2 separate regions of the Homo sapiens genome follow, and region 1 is linked to region 2. The links are chromatin loops, found by intact Hi-C in ENCODE. Cell type or tissue: CD4-positive, alpha-beta T cell. All regions are shown on one strand. Links, peaks and the distances in the headings refer to the core of each region. The heading gives the core; the rest is flanking DNA. Region 1 overlaps COMT (catechol-O-methyltransferase). Region 2 has its middle 18 kb from the start of RTN4R.

Region 1 (5,357 bases), core at 170-5,169, 320 kb before region 2:
CCTCACCTCCCCCACCCCCCGGTCTGTTTGCAGGAATGTGGCCTGCTGCGGAAGGGGACAGTGCTACTGGCTGACAACGTGATCTGCCCAGGTGCGCCAGACTTCCTAGCACACGTGCGCGGGAGCAGCTGCTTTGAGTGCACACACTACCAATCGTTCCTGGAATACAGGGAGGTGGTGGACGGCCTGGAGAAGGCCATCTACAAGGGCCCAGGCAGCGAAGCAGGGCCCTGACTGCCCCCCCGGCCCCCCTCTCGGGCTCTCTCACCCAGCCTGGTACTGAAGGTGCCAGACGTGCTCCTGCTGACCTTCTGCGGCTCCGGGCTGTGTCCTAAATGCAAAGCACACCTCGGCCGAGGCCTGCGCCCTGACATGCTAACCTCTCTGAACTGCAACACTGGATTGTTCTTTTTTAAGACTCAATCATGACTTCTTTACTAACACTGGCTAGCTATATTATCTTATATACTAATATCATGTTTTAAAAATATAAAATAGAAATTAAGAATCTAAATATTTAGATATAACTCGACTTAGTACATCCTTCTCAACTGCCATTCCCCTGCTGCCCTTGACTTGGGCACCAAACATTCAAAGCTCCCCTTGACGGACGCTAACGCTAAGGGCGGGGCCCCTAGCTGGCTGGGTTCTGGGTGGCACGCCTGGCCCACTGGCCTCCCAGCCACAGTGGTGCAGAGGTCAGCCCTCCTGCAGCTAGGCCAGGGGCACCTGTTAGCCCCATGGGGACGACTGCCGGCCTGGGAAACGAAGAGGAGTCAGCCAGCATTCACACCTTTCTGACCAAGCAGGCGCTGGGGACAGGTGGACCCCGCAGCAGCACCAGCCCCTCTGGGCCCCATGTGGCACAGAGTGGAAGCATCTCCTTCCCTACTCCCCACTGGGCCTTGCTTACAGAAGAGGCAATGGCTCAGACCAGCTCCCGCATCCCTGTAGTTGCCTCCCTGGCCCATGAGTGAGGATGCAGTGCTGGTTTCTGCCCACCTACACCTAGAGCTGTCCCCATCTCCTCCAAGGGGTCAGACTGCTAGCCACCTCAGAGGCTCCAAGGGCCCAGTTCCCAGGCCCAGGACAGGAATCAACCCTGTGCTAGCTGAGTTCACCTGCACCGAGACCAGCCCCTAGCCAAGATTCTACTCCTGGGCTCAAGGCCTGGCTAGCCCCCAGCCAGCCCACTCCTATGGATAGACAGACCAGTGAGCCCAAGTGGACAAGTTTGGGGCCACCCAGGGACCAGAAACAGAGCCTCTGCAGGACACAGCAGATGGGCACCTGGGACCACCTCCACCCAGGGCCCTGCCCCAGACGCGCAGAGGCCCGACACAAGGGAGAAGCCAGCCACTTGTGCCAGACCTGAGTGGCAGAAAGCAAAAAGTTCCTTTGCTGCTTTAATTTTTAAATTTTCTTACAAAAATTTAGGTGTTTACCAATAGTCTTATTTTGGCTTATTTTTAATGCTTTTTCTCAGTGTTTTTCTTCTGTTTCTGAGTCACGAACAGCAGGCACTGAAAGCAGTCCCCCAGCCACTGCCGAAGGTCAGTCCCGGAGGTGCTGCCCAGGCTCCAGGCAGATGCGGCAGCCCCGGCCCCAGCCAGCATGGGCTGGAGAAAGGCTCTCTACTGCACAGGGGCCTCACGTGACTGCAGGGCTCTGGGGAGGTGGGGCACCTGTAGCCTGACCCCCACCTTGCTGCTTCCAAAGCTTCCTTGCCCAGGGCTGGGCCTTGTGGGGCACCCCCCACACCGTGGTCTGCCTGCCTGCAGGGTGCCCAGGGAGACCCTCCGCCTTTAGAAGTCCAAGTTCTTTCCCAGCCCCCTCCCTGCCTAGCTGCCTGCCCCTGGCGCCAGACCTGGCCCGCACCACTGGGGCACTGTGTTCCCAGGGGCACCCTCCTATCCCACCAGCCCCAAAGCCCAGCCAGGCACCCTTCCCTGCCACCTCCCTGGGCCCTGCCCCAGCAGCCCAGTCGGCCTCCTCGGGCCTTCTGTCACTCGCTCACACACAGCACCATGTCAGTAAACAGCTAACTCAGGCCTAGGGAGTTAGGTAGGATGGGGGGAGTGGGGTGGGGGGGCAGGAGGGTGTCCCCAAAGTCAGGCTTGGCTGGGGCGAGGCGCTGCCAACCCCTGCCGCCAGGGGGCTCCAAGCTCCACGGCACGATCTGCTCAGGGTGGCCCTTCTTCCACGATCCAAGCCCTAAGAACAAGAGGCTGGGCCTGGGCCCTGCAGAGGGAAAGGGGATGGTGGACGCTGCAGCCACTGAGTGGCACAGGACCACGTGTAACCTCAGGGCAGGGCAGCCAACTCCACAGGCTACATGGATGGAGATGTGGATAGAAGCATCTGCCCTGGGTGGTGTGGGCTGACCCCAAGGGTCTTGGCACCAGGGCTGATCCTGACTTGCTGGTCCCCGAAGGGCGTTGGAGGGTATGGTGCCCATCCCTACTCTGGTCCCATTTCCTCAGGCCCCTGATCCCACAGTGCCTGGGACAGGGCTGTGGGCCCAGGGAGCACCCTCCCTCTCTGACCTCTGCCTGGTCTTTCCGGGAATGGGCCACTGGGCTGCTGGACTGGAGGCCAAAGTCCTGCGGGGAACGTGCGGGAAGAGCAGAGCGTGCAGGCAGCGGAGACTAACAAGAAGCCCTGGCCCAGAGGGCAGGAACAGGTGGACGAACAACCAGATGAGAGAACGTACCAGGCATGCAAGCTAGACCCAGGAATCAACGGGCTGAGGCTTAGCGTCCCCTACGGCGTCCACCAGCCTGACCGCGGGCCTGCTGGGCCCGGGGGGAGGGGCCTTCCTGCTGGGGTCGAGCTGCAGCGCACGGGTGGGCATTAGAGGCACAATAGAGCAGGTTAGTTAGAGCTCCTGGGGGGACAGGGCAGGGGCAGGGCCGAGGCTGGCGATGTAAGGGTTGGCCTGCCAGGACAGCACAGGTAGCACCAAGGGCGCAGGGAGCCGGAAACGTGTGGCTCACACGGGCCCAGGGCGGGCACGTGCACACACACAGGCCTGCACAGGAAGCCAGGGGATTGGCACACAGCAGGCAGCAGGTCCTGCCATCGCTGGTGGACCCTGGTGGGCTCTCACACGCACATGCACAGAAGGGTGCACACACACTAGCTCACAGGCTCTGGCCCATGCAGGGTGTGGCCGGGCAGTGTTGTCCCCAGTGGGTGGGAGCTGCAAACTTGTCAGTACCCACAGACTGACTGGCGTGAAGGGGCTGCTTCCTGGGCTTGGCCCCACAACCCAGCTGTACCCCAGGGCCCAGACCAGACCCAGCATGGCCTAGGCTGCTCTCCAGCAACCCCTAGACACGGGGCCTCACCGGGGACCTGCCCACAGCCACATGACCACTTACTTTCAAGGGTTCCTTCTCAGAGGCCTCTCCTGCAGAGCTGGCGCCCCGTGGCCTCCGCTCCCTCCGGTCCACCGTGGAGTATCCGTCTGTAGATGGGGTAAGGTGGGGCATGAGGGGCGCTCTGAGGGAGGCCCTGTAGGAGCAGATCTCCCTCTCAGCCCAGACACAGGGGACTCGTGGGACAGGGGCTTTGGGAGACAGCCCCCACCCACCCTGTCCTGGAGATCCAGGCTGGTGCCAGCTCTCACCAACACCCTGCCAACTCTCCAGACTCCCCTCCACTTGTGGGTCAGAGCCCCTGGCTGAGCACTAATCCCTCTCTAGCTGCCCTGTACCTCACCCTCTAAGCACCCCTAAACCAAATATCTCTCCTCCACCCAGCACCATCTACACCCCATAAAACCAGCAGGCCCACTTCAGGCCTTGGTCCCCTCCCGGCACAGAAAACCAACCACACTGCATCTGCACTCACCTGGGCCCAGCGCATCCATGGGGATCACATCCCGGCTGCCAGTTTTCTCGCCCTCTGCAAGGCAGGAGGAGGAGACGGGCTGCATGTGGCAGCCAGGGGGGATCGGGGCAGAGAAGCCCACACAGGGCTGGCCCAGGTAGCCCTAGAGGCTCTCTGTCACTAAGGTGCCCAACCTCTGCCAGCTGGCAGCCTCACCCCAGCTTGACAACAGCGCGGATGCTGTGGGAAGGGAGTAGCCAAGAGGCAGAGGGCAGGGAAAGTGGCCTATGGAAGCCGTCTCAGTGGGAGGCCTGACTCCTCCTTCACCTTCACCCAAGGGTCAGGCAACTGGGGCAGCTGGGGTCGCCACCCTCTAGGCTCCCTAAGCTCCACCACTCACCAAGGCTCTTGTCCACCAGTGGCAGCGTGCTGTCATCGAAGCCCCCAGGACTCAGTGCTCCCTTAGGCCCCTTGGCAGTAGCAGCAGCTGACTGAGACATAAAACACAGACACAGGGTGGGTGAAGCACATGGAGTGGGAATAAGGCAAAGTGAGCAGGGAATGGAAGGAAGGCCAGGGAAGCCGCACCTGGAAGCGCGCCTTGGTCCAACCATCTTTCTGCAAGGTACCACGCAGCTCCTTGTAGCTCCACACTGTCTGCAGCACGTGTGACGCCGCCTTCGCTTCGCGTACCGATTGGCTGTGGGGCCGGGGGCGGGGTCAGTGGTGGCCCCTCCCCCACCTCCGCGGCTCCCCAAGCCACCGACCCCGCCCCTCCACACCTGGAGGCCACGAGAGCCACCAACGCTGGCACCCCGCGTGCCTGCAGGAGCGAGCGCGCGTTATCCAGGCTGTCGGACACGATTTCGTGGATGGTGTTGAGCACCGCCACCACGGTGTCTTCCTCCAGGCAGGCCCCCGGTCGCGGCGGAGCCTGTGCATTGCGCACATTCCGCACAAGCTCAGCCATGGCGTAGCTCCCTGAGGGGCAGGACTAGGTGTCAGAACACACCTCTGCCCCACCTCTCCAGGAAGGAGCAGGGATCCCGCGAGGGCGAGGGGCACTGCCAGGAGAGCCCCTGGAGACCGCCTGTGTGCAGGCGGTCACAGGAGCCCCTGTGAGCAGGGCGCTGAGCTTCAGAGACAGGGCCGGGGGGACTGGAGCTACCTCCAGTTGGGACAGCGCCCAAGCGAGAGGGCCGGGGCCTGGACTCCCAAACCACTCATCCTCCAAGCCCCTCCGATGGGACCCCAAAGCTGCAGGCACAGTTCGGTGCCCAGGCGTGGGCTTTGCAGGCGTCCTCACCGATGAGGTCTTTGTTGCGCCGGTCCAGCGAGAGGTTGCGCAGAGCGATGGCGACGGCGCGCACCACCTTGTCGGTCTCAGACTGCAGCAGTTCCACAAGCACCGGCAGCCCGCGCTCTTTGCGCACTGTGGCGCGGATGTACGTGGCCCACTGCGGAGGCGGGGAGAGGGTTGCTCAGACATACATGCCAGGCACTCTCCCACCTCCAGACGCTGA
Region 2 (5,357 bases), core at 230-5,229:
ACCTCCTCCTTCCACCATCCGCCTTTCAGGAGGGGCCTCCCTGGGGGGCTGTCTCTGGGACTGCAGAGGCTGCTTGGTGTATCTGGGGCTCTGACATGAGTGAGATTGTTCCGGGGCCTGTGCTGCCCAGCCTCTTCCCCAACAGCTTCCTCTGGAGGCAAGGGGCTTGGCAGGAGCTGCAGGGAGCCAATTATCCCTGAGGCAAGCTGGCTGCAGATAATTGGGAAGACAGGCTTTTCACCAGCAGCCAAGCTCTGGGGCGCACTCGCCACACCAGGACTTGGGACTTGAGGATCCAGAGGTCTGCCAAACCCCACGCCTGATTGGGAGCCCCATGTGCTGCCATCTACCAGGGGAGGTGGCATTTTCTTGGCAACTGAGGGGGGAAGCCAGGTGCTGAGGTGTGGCCCACGGGACGCCTCGCCTGGGGACCTCCCAGCCCTTCTCCTCTGCCTCCTAGGGGCCTCCTCTCCTTACACATGAAAACCTCCAATGTCTAGCCCAGGGCTCCAGATTAGGGGTCAGTGCCGCCCCCAGCCCAACTTCCTCTGGGAAGTGTGGGGTTCTCCCCGGGGCACTCAGGCCTCTTTCTTACAGGGCTTCCCAAGGGGAGGCATCCAGAGGAAGGCAAAGGCTGTGATCAGGTAGAACCCGCTGGACGCCCCCACCATCTCCCTCCATCAACATCAAAAGACAAGCTGACCACCCCCAATGCAAGGTGGACATTAGGGTTAAACCCTGAGTGACCAGCACTCAGCTCCCAGCCTGGCCGGGATGCAGTGGGGTGGGGTGTGGTGGGCTCATGGGGCTGGTGAGAGCCCGGTGGGGTGGGTTTCAGGTGCTGCTTGTCCAGGGCTCAGCTCTGTTCCTTGGGGCTCCCTCAGCCCAAGGGCCCACCTCCCCTCTGGGCAGCCCCGATCGGCGTGTTCTGCCTCGGCCAGCTGTCAGCCACCTGCAGCTCCTCCCTCATTGCACCACCCTGGAGCATCACGGTGCCCAGGGCAGGCCGTGGAGACCTGGCTAGCCCATGGTCTGCTCAGTCCTCACCAGCTGTTGTGACAGAAACAAGTCTGTGCTGATGAGCTGAGCCGACCAGGCTGCAGCCCTCACTTCAGGAGAGGGTCAGGCCCAGCCAGGCCTGGTGAGCAGGTGTGGGGAAGGATGGGTGCTCATGTGCGGGAAGTTTCTCAAGAGTGGTGGAAGGAGGATAGACAACGAGGGCCCAGTGGATAGGGCGGGGAGGCAGGAAGAGGGGACAGAGAGGGGACCAGTGAAGGAGAGTGGAGGGTACTGCCCCCCTGGGGGAAGGATGGGGTGGGGCTGGTGTTAGCTGGGTTGGGTGTGTGGGTCTGGCAGGGAGCCGGGCATGGGAGTGGGTCCCGAGGAATGCTAGGTTGGAGCCAGGACCATGGGCCTCACCAGTCATAGAAGCCTCACCTCAGGGCAGAGGGGGCTGACAGACTGGGCTGACGGGAAGGGGGGCTTCCTGTCACCAGAGAACATAAAGGGACCACTAGTGGCCTGGGCCATGAGGCTCTGTGGCCCTCAAGGTGCTGAGCTCAAGGTGGGCCCAGCCCATGGCTGCCTTTGTGGGGACCCCACAAGGAGATGCTGGCCTCTGAGGATGCTCAGACCTGGTTCAGCATGGCCAGGCCCTGGCCTAGCCCAAGGTCAGCACTGGCCACTACCCTGGGGGCTGAGTCTCCGTCTCGCCCTGTGACATGGTGCCCACACTATGAGCCAGTGTCAACCCTTTGCCCATACACCGGGAGCCTTGTGTGTCCATACTCATGGCTGAGGGCCTGTTTGGGGGTCTCTGTGTTGGGGGAGGTGGGTCCAGGGTGCGTGGCCCCTGGGATTGTTCATCATGAGTGCCACCTGGAAGGTGCTGGAGCCTCACCCGTCCTCCAGAGTGTTTTGGGGAGATCCTGTGCTGGCATCTTGGCTGGGCCAGGATGGTGTCTAGGAGGGACCCTTGGGAGGGAAGCAGGGGCATCAGGGGGCCTGGTGCTGGGGTGGGTGGCAGGAGAGGCCTGGAGGGCGGCGGCCCAAGCCAGTGGCTGGGCAGGTGTCAGGAGGGAGAGGGGTGAGGCCTGGCCTCCCTGCCACAGCTTAGCCAGGGCCTGGGGTGTCTTGGGGTGGGACAAGGCCCAGGGCAGAGGCAGGGCTGCTTGCATGCAGGGTGGCCACATCCCGGCCTGGTGAGTGCCGGCCACTCAGTTCTGTGGCCCTCTGCTGCCCTCTGCCGGCCGCCTCTGTCCCTGCAGGCCCAGCCATCTACCTGCAGGTCTGGACAGACCCTCAGAGCCTAGGCTGGGAGGTCTCAGGAGTCAAGACAGGGTTGAATCCCATTTGAGGGCATCTGAAGGAGTGAGAGCCTATGTCAATCCCCTGCCCAGCCTTGCCTCGGCCAGTGGCTCCCAGGGGACTCTGGTGGGCAGTGGCTAAAGATGACAGAGGGGCTCAGAGAGGCTGAGCTGCTCTGTAAGGTTGCACAGTGAGCAGGGGCCGAGTGGCCTTGGGAGAGGCAACAGCAGGAGGGTCCTCGTCATGGCCACAGCCCAGGGACAGGAAACCCCTGCTGGGTTCCCCCACCAAGTAGCTCCCATTCCCAGCCCTTAGGGTGTCTCAGGAGAGGTTCCGGGGGAGGTCCCACCTGCCTCCTGCCTTCTCCCCCAACCACACCCTAAATGGGTCCCAGCTCCCCAGCCCCTCCCACAAGGGCTCACCCGCCAGAGCTCGGGGAGAGGCCCTGCAGGGCGGCTGTTCCTCCGTGTGCTGCAGTCCTCTGGACACTGAAAGCCAATCCCATCCATCTTAATGGCATTTAATATGCACAGTGAAAGTCAGCAGCCACAGCCACGGGCGTGTGCTCAGGGCAAGGTTTACACGCGGATGCCACCAGGCTTAGCCCATGAGTGGCCTCCTGGGTCCCAGGAGACCTGTGGGGTGGGGGTGCAGCTGGGTGGGCCATGGTAGCAGAGACCTGGGGAGGGGATGTGGGAGGTAGGAACTGGGCTAGGCAGGGACTCAGGGGAGGCTGAGGCCTGGAACAGGGAGACTGAGACCTCAAGGAGGCTGGGACATTGGGAGTCAAGACTTGGGGAAGCTGGAACATGGGCAGGCCGAGACGCAGGGGTTTAAGAATGAGGGTCTGGTGCAGACCTGAGTTGGAGCCCAGCCGCTGCTGGCCCCACGTAGCTGGAGAGTGTGCTGACCCCATGGTGGCTAGAGAATGTGCTGTTGGTAGGGAAGGCAAGTGCTGGGAAGGGAAAAGTGTGGTCCATTTAAATGATACGGAAGCAGGGGAGGGAAGTGCTGGGTAGAGGAGGGCATGGTCCCAGACTAGGGCTCCAACCCCACGGACCTAGGTGAGAACAGGCACTTCCTACCCAAATGTTGCATTTCTCACGACCACCCTAGCCTGCCACGCCCCCATCCTGTGCTTATAAAATCCCCCGAGACCTTAGCAGGCAGACACAGGCAGCTGGACGTGGAGAGGAACACATCAGCGGAGACACACACGGGCGGCTGGATGTCGAGATGAACGCACTGATAGGCACCGGCATGCTGGCAGGCCACTGACTGGCAGAACCACACGGAGTTTGGCTGGGGCAGTTGGAGGACAGCCCGGGTGCACAGCGGCCCCACTCCAGGGGAAAACCTTCCCACTCCACCCCCTTCTAGCTTCCCCTATCTGCTGGGAGCCACCTCCCCTCAATAAAACCTTGCACTCATTCTCCAAGTCCACGTGTGATCTGACTCTTCTGGTACACAAAGGCAAGAACCCCAGGATCCAGAAAGCCCTCTGACTAACACAAGCCACCCTACAGACGACAAACTAAAAAAGCCCCCGTGACACACGCCCACTGGGGCTTCAGCTGTAAACCTTCACCCCTAGACACTGCTGTGGGGTCGGAGCTCCACAGCCTGCCCGTCTGTAAGCTCCCCTAGAGGTTTGGGCAGCAGAGCACTGAAGAAGCGAGCCACTCCCCTTCTCACACACCCTGCTAGGGCAACAAGGGAACTTTTTCCGTTTCACTGGCCCAAGGTGGCTGGACAGTGTGCTGGCCCCACGGTAGCTGGAGAGTGTGTCGCGCTCCCTGGCTTTCCTCCTGATGTATAAAATGAGTTAGCGGGTCCTGGGGGCTGTTCCCACAGTGACGTGGTGGAGGCTGACCCTGACACCCACCCCTGCTGAATGCTCAGTGAATGGTGGTTGCTGTCAGGAAGCATCATTGCTGTCCTCCATCAGTGTCTGTGGGGCTAGGTGACTCTTGGAGGATGCTTCCAGCAACGTTGCACTGCCAAGACAGAGGCCGTCCACCTGCCTCTGGGCTTCCTGGTGTGAACAGATGGATGGATGCGTGGGCCTGCTGCGTGCAGGGAGCTGAGGCTGGGTCTTCACCTATGGGCAGGAGGCTACACAGGGCTCTGGGAGAGACAGCACTGTGGCTGGGACAGAGCCCATGTGATGAGATGCCCTCGGTGCCCCTGGCCTCCCTCCTCGCTCCTGCCCCTCTGGAACATCACCCAGAGCCCCCCTTGCTCTTTTGGGGGATGTCTGGGTGTCTGCGGTTGCTGTCACTCTTGATCCCACCCACCCACCCCTGCAGGTTGCTGGCAGGACAAGTGCAGGAGTCATCTCATGGCTTTCCCTGGGATCTCTGTACCCGCTGAGAGCCGGGAGCTGCACACAGCCTGTCCACCATCCTGGGAACTCACCCTGTTGCTGCCGCTTGTCCTGGGTCATCCTGGGGCTCACTCCTTGCCATTCAGACCCCTGTGAGGAGAGCACTGGCTGTGAGTTGCTCTGTGGCTAGTGATGGCAAGGCAGGGCCTGGAGTAGATCCATCACGAATAGTTCTTTTTTTTTTTTTTTTTTTTGAGATGGAGTCTCGCTCTGTCACCAGGCTGGAGTGTGCGATCTCGGCTCACTGCAACCTCCGACTCCCTGGTTCAAGCAATTCTCCTGCCTCAGCCTCCTGAGTAGCTGGGATTAAAGGCACATGTCCCTATGCCCAGCTAATTTTTGTATTTTTAGTAGAGATGGGGTTTCACCATGTTGGCCAGGACGGTTTCGATCTCCTGACCTCGTGATCCACCTGCCTCAGCCTCCCAAAGTGCTGGGATTACAGGTGTGAGCCACGGTGCCCAGCTGAGAATTCTTAATGAAATGGGAACATGCCTCCCACGAAATGCACAGGGGCCTGCAGTGATAGAGTGGCCTCAGGTATGTGCACAGGTGTGAACACGCCTTCCACAGAGGGCAGTGGACGTGCACATGCCTCACACACACTGTGGCGCAGGGCAAGTGTCCCACATGTGTTCATGCTTGCGCACATGTCAGTGGGCTG

Evidence for each region. Hi-C counts contacts between places; a loop is a spot of excess contacts. Peaks named below come from ENCODE experiments on the same cell type or tissue, not always from the same donor. Only the 100,000 strongest peaks of a DNase experiment are listed, where the experiment ranks them.
Region 1: a loop joins it to region 2, with 6 times the contacts of the local background. A loop is called at or near these places in 15 of 110 quality-filtered maps.

What each region holds. Positions count from the first base shown.
Region 1 is chr22:19,968,503-19,973,859 of GRCh38, forward strand. COMT (catechol-O-methyltransferase) reads left to right here. Exons shown (of 6, transcript NM_000754.4): 6 at 34-1,473. The coding sequence ends at 234. It overlaps ARVCF (ARVCF delta catenin family member), which reads right to left. Exons shown (of 20, transcript NM_001670.3): 13 at 5,141-5,291; 14 at 4,617-4,815; 15 at 4,423-4,534; 16 at 4,235-4,325; 17 at 3,856-3,909; 18 at 3,384-3,469; 19 at 2,714-2,833; 20 at 1,394-2,241. The coding sequence ends at 2,726. Among named protein-coding and RNA genes, the nearest start is that of MIR4761, 7.4 kb to the left of the region's middle. In CD4-positive, alpha-beta T cell, for the core only: a CTCF peak has its summit at 2,161 (motif pointing right); a DNase peak (open chromatin) is centred at 2,159.
Region 2 is chr22:20,283,667-20,289,023 of GRCh38, forward strand. No RefSeq gene overlaps it. Among named protein-coding and RNA genes, the nearest start is that of RTN4R, 18 kb to the left of the region's middle. RefSeq lists enhancers at 1-6, 7-746 and a silencer at 2,155-2,224. In CD4-positive, alpha-beta T cell, for the core only: a CTCF peak has its summit at 2,292 (motif pointing left); a DNase peak (open chromatin) is centred at 2,245.